2 separate regions of the Homo sapiens genome follow, and region 2 is linked to region 1. A link is an interaction called in ENCODE POLR2A ChIA-PET data of the cell type or tissue named here. Cell type or tissue: K562. All regions are shown on one strand.

What was found. ChIA-PET counts read pairs that join two places held together with the same protein. Peaks named below come from ENCODE experiments on the same cell type or tissue, not always from the same donor. Only the 100,000 strongest peaks of a DNase experiment are listed, where the experiment ranks them.
Region 2: POLR2A ChIA-PET joins it to region 1 with 5 read pairs; 1 of 35 experiments calls an interaction of 5 or more read pairs at or near these places.

Annotation. Positions count from the first base shown.
Region 1 is chr12:52,406,947-52,409,446 of GRCh38, forward strand. No RefSeq gene overlaps it. Among named protein-coding and RNA genes, the nearest start is that of KRT82, 1.9 kb to the left of the region's middle. In K562, a CTCF peak has its summit at 1,176; a DNase peak (open chromatin) is centred at 1,145; H3K27me3 peaks cover 1,188 bases.
Region 2 is chr12:52,923,883-52,926,382 of GRCh38, forward strand. It overlaps a transcript of KRT8 not described here. Among named protein-coding and RNA genes, the nearest start is that of KRT8, 20 kb to the left of the region's middle. In K562, no CTCF peak of the experiment used is centred here; a DNase peak (open chromatin) is centred at 1,379; H3K4me3 peaks cover 371 bases.

The DNA of each region.
Region 1 (2,500 bases):
CACTTTTCTACAGGGCCCATCAGTCCACAAAGGCTGCAGGGAACTCAAGAGGAGAGGCCTGGTGCTTGAGAAGGGCAGAGGAAGGGACGCTCTCCTCAACACTTCTGGGGCCCCCAGAAGGCATGATTTCAGCATCAGGTCTCGGCTTCCATGTGGCTGTTCCTTTCCCCTTTTGCCCAACCCAGCCTGAGTGTCCCTGAGGTCAACAGAGCCAGCTTTGGCCTGAGGATGTCTCTGGGGAGAGTTGTTGCCCTTGGGAATTTTCAGGTGGAGGTGGGATTCAGGTTTTCTTTCCAGCTCAGGTCGCAGACACAGCTCTTTGGAGATGTCTGAAGCCCCCGCCTCACTCTCTTTCCTCCTCTTTTCCATCAATTTCATCAGTGAAACTTTTGCCATGGCCGAATGGCCTTTCCCTTCCACACTGAGACTTATCACCAGGTCAAAATCAAACCAATAATAATAATAATAACAATAATAAACATTTATTGGGCATTTATTGTGTGTTGGGACCACTCCGTACTCTTTACATCCATGGTCTCATTTAATTCTCTGACCACACAATGAGATAGTTACTATGCCACAGACAGGAAAATGGGAAGCACAGCAGTTAAGAGCAACATCCCCAAGTCACACAGCTTGTGGCTGATCAGCTGGGAGTCCATCCTGTTCCTTTTGACTTCACCCTGCCATGCTGCTCCACAGCAGGGAAGCCCAGGTGAGGAATTGGGAATCTGCTGCCCATAAATGTTCTGTTGTCCCTGTCCGTCAGCCTTCCAACCTGTGGATTAGGAGACTGGAACTCAAAGGTTTCCTGAGCCTCAGAAATTCTCAGTCTCATTGTGACATTTCACACTCCCTGTCCCCTTTTTCATAGTCCTGACTGTGGGCCCCAGAGTAGTGGAGGAGGAGGGGTGCAAGGCGAGACCACAGGCCACAATGGGAGGCAGAAGGTTGGGTGAGGGGGTCCAATTGCAGGGTGTCAGGGGAAGAAGACCACACTCTTCCCTGGACTGAGTCCACAGAGGGGGCCCAGGATGGTGTGAATGTTGATGGAGACACTCAGAGGCCCCACCAGAGAGCAGATTCCCACTAGAGGGGGTGAGGGAGACAGTGAGCTGCACCGGAGGGCAGGGGTCACTGCAGCAGTGGACACAGCAGAGTCTCCCCGCCATGTCCAGGCCAGAGGAGGGCCTCAGTGAGCATGTTGGGCTCCTGGAGTCCAGAACCAGAGCTCAGGAGCAGAGGGCAGGGCGGTTCCTTGGATTCATTGTGGGAGGGAGGCACCTGTTTCCTGAGCCCCCCGAGTCCAGGGTTGCCCTCTGAGTGTGAGCTAGGGCAGGACTCAGTCAAGACCTAGACAGTTTGGCGGCATTTTATGAAAGTGGGTTCAGGAACTAGGGGGCATAAGGGAGCAGGCAGTTGAGAAGGGTGTGATTTTCTTCTGGAGCAGTGAACTCCGTCTTCACTTTGGCAGTGCAGTAGACAATCTCTACCTGCCTTTGGAATGCGTTTTGGCAGGTGTCTTGGGGGTTGATGACTCTTCAAATTAAATACAGAAACCACCCTTTGAAGGCCTCAAAGAAGAATCCCATGCCTACCTCACTCCCAATTCCACGCCAGCCTCCTCCTGTGTCCTTCTGGGGCTCAGCAATGTGTCCCCTCAGAGCGAGGAAAAACACCAAAGAAAGAGCCACCTCTCCTCTGAGTGCACTATCCTGGGCCTCTGCTGTGGGGTAGAGAATGTGGTGTCCTGGCTTAAGGAGCTTCAGTGTCAGCCATGGCTGAAGACACGGAACAGAGACGTTCCGAGGGAGGGAGATAGAAAAAGGGAGGTCAGAAGAGAAAGAGCAGGCAATATTAATAGATTGTCAAATGGAAAGAGTGGGAGAGGAAGAAGGGTGAAAAATATAGGACAGGAGGAGAAAGGGGGGTTGAGAGAGAGGAGGTGCGTGGGGTGGCAGTGGGGAAAGGTAAGTAGAAAAAGAAGTGAGAGTGAAAGGTGAAAAGGGCAAGGTTAAAAGGAAGGAGGCTCCCTCCTCTCCCTCTCCCTCCTCTCCCTCTCCCTCCTCTCCCTCTCCCTCCTCCCTCTCCCTCTCCCTCTCCCTCTCCCTCTCCCTCTCCCTCTCCTCATGGTCTCCCTCTCCCTCTCTTTCCACGGTCTCCCCCTGATGCCGAGCCAAAGCTGGACTGTACTGCTGCCATCTCGGCTCACTGCAACCTCCCTGCCTGATTCTCCTGCCTCAGCCTGCCGAGTGCCTGCGATTGCAGGCACGCGCCGCCACGCCTGACTGGTTTTCGTATTTTTTTGGTGGAGACGGGGTTTCGCTGTGTTGGCCGGGCTGGTCTCCAGCTCCTAACCGCGAGTGATCCACCAGCCTTGGCCTCCCGAGGTGCCGGGATGGCAGGCAGAGTCGCGTTCACTCAGTGCTCAATGGTGCCCAGGCTGGAGTGCAGTGGCGTGATCTCGGCTCGCTACAACCTCCACCTCCCAGCCGCCTGC
Region 2 (2,500 bases), 520 kb after region 1:
CGCCCAGGCTGGAGTGCAGTGGCATGATCACTGCTCGCTGCAACCTCCGCCTCCCGGGTTCAAGCGATTCTCCTGCCTCAGCCTCCCGAGTAGCTGGGATTACAGGCGCCCGCCACCACGCCTGGCTAATTTTCGTATTTTTTCAGTAGAGACGGGGTTTTACCATGTTGGCCAGGCTGGCCTCAAACTCCTGACCTCAGGTGATCCGCCTGCCTCAGCATGAGCCGAGTTGTGAGCCACCCACCACACCCGGCCAAAAGCATTATACTTAAAATCATACATTAGGCCAGGCGCAGTGGCTCATGCCTGTAATCCCGGCACTTTGGGAGGCTGAGGCAGACAGATCACAAGGTCAGGAAATCGAGACCATCCTGGCTAACACGGTGAAACCCTGTCTCTACTAAAAATACAAAAAAATTAGGCGGGCATGGTGGCGGGCGTCTGTAGTCCCAGCTACTAGGGAGGCTGAGGCAGGAGAATGGCATGAACCCGGGAGGCGGAGCTTGCAGTGAGCTGAGATTGCGCCACTGCACTCCAGCCTGGGCGACAGAGGGAGACTCCGTCTCAAAAAAAAAAAAAAAAATCATACTTGATTTGGGCTCTCAGCTTTTGTTCTCTCATATGTAAAATAAATTAGATTGAGGCTGCAGTGAACTATGACAGGCCACTGCATTCCAGCTTGGGCGACAGAGCCAGACCCTGTCTCAAAAAAATAAATAAAAATTTAAAAATAAAATAAATTATATGATGATAATGTTTGTAAAGATAATTGTAAAGATAATTGTAATTTGTAAAGATAATTGCTTGTATAGGACACTACTGTATAGGACACTACTGTGATGGGAAAAGACCATGCACTCTTCTCTAAGAATTCACCGTTCCTTCTGTCTTTTGCCTTCCTCCCCTCAGCTAAAGGGCTCCTGGAGTGAAGTGGACCCTCAGCTGTACTCTGTGGTCTGCGGCAACAGCCAACGCACAGAGGAGCATCCTCTCCTTAACTAAGCACCGAAAGGGAGTGAAAGGGTAGACTGAAGGAAGGACTTACTAATTCAAGGAGTCATTGGAGCAGAAATGAGTGACCAGGAATGGGGAGGATGCGTCTGTGGAAAAGGAACAGGGCTGGGCCCCCTTCTCACTGGTCCTAGATGGGATCAGGCCTGCCCAGAAGCCAAGAAAAAGATGTTGTATAGACCTCAATGGGGCAAGGCCGGGATGATTGAGGGGATACCTTCAGGGGAGGAGGTGCTAGGCAGTTTTCTGAAAATGGTGCGTTCAGACAGCTCACTATTTCCTGTAGTAATTCCAGGAAAAGACTGAGTAAGACAAGGTCAGGACCGGGAGGAATGCAGCTGGAGGAGGTGTGTATGCACAGTCTCCCCAGGGTGAGCCTGTCCAGAGCCATAAACCTTATCTCCTTCCTCTGAATAGCTGGGATAGCTATCTCTGGCTCCCAGGGGCTCAGGCTGAGTCAGGGCTGGAGGCTGGGAGAGACTGTGGGCCCCGAAGCATACCTAAAACTGTGAGACCACTCAGCACTTAGGTATGAATGGCGCCATTTAGGGTCTGAAATGGTCACCATTTTCAGAAACCTGCTCAACACCTCTTCCCCTGCAGGTATCCCCCTCCGTCATCCTGGCCTTGCCCCATTGATACCTGAAGTGTGGCACATTCAGGAATGAGATTGGAGCAAAAGGGATCTCTTTGGCGGAGGTGGGGTCAAAGAGATAGATTAGGATGATTCATCTCCACAAAGGCTAAGGCTTTAGATTCCTACCAGCCAGCCCCAGGCCAGAAATTTCCCCTTCAAGGAAAGTTGGGCTCCAGGGCTGGGCAATACTATCACCTCAATTATCCCTCTGTTCCTGAGTTCTAGGGTTTATGCACAGTTCTTAATGGGGCCTAATAGTTTCTTTGTCTCTTCCAGCCCTCTATCTTAGAGGACAGGAGGTGGAGCCTACCAACAAAGGGACCCAGGTTCCAGTTCCAGGGCTGCGTTTCTCTCCCCCTCAGGGCCCATTACTCTGAGCTGGGCCCCAGGTAGGGGAGGAAGGAGGAGAAAGGAGGCAGTGTTCTCATGTTCTCTGTGTCCCTGAGAAATTCCCCACCTCCCTTTCAAGCTCCCTCCTAGCAGGCTGGTGAGACCTGCCCTGGAGACAGGCTGGTGCGAGAGGCCCCCTCTGCAGAGTGGAAGGGGGTGACATAATTGCCTGTCCTGAGACTTCTAGACATGTACACACTGTCCCTCTGCCTGGTGTGTCCCTGCCCCCCGCCCCCCACCACCTCTCCTGCTCGCTCAGGTATCCTCTCCAGTGCCCAGCCAGACTGATCTTCTACAAACACTGCTTTGATCCTGTCACTCCCTAGCCCAGAGCTTCCCGTTGCCTTCAGAATAAAGGTCAAATTCCTCATCTGGTGGCTGAGGCTTAGCCTTCCCCACCTGGCACTAGCTGCCCTCCCCACCCCACCCCCAGGACTGTGCCCTCCTCTCCTGAAGCACCTC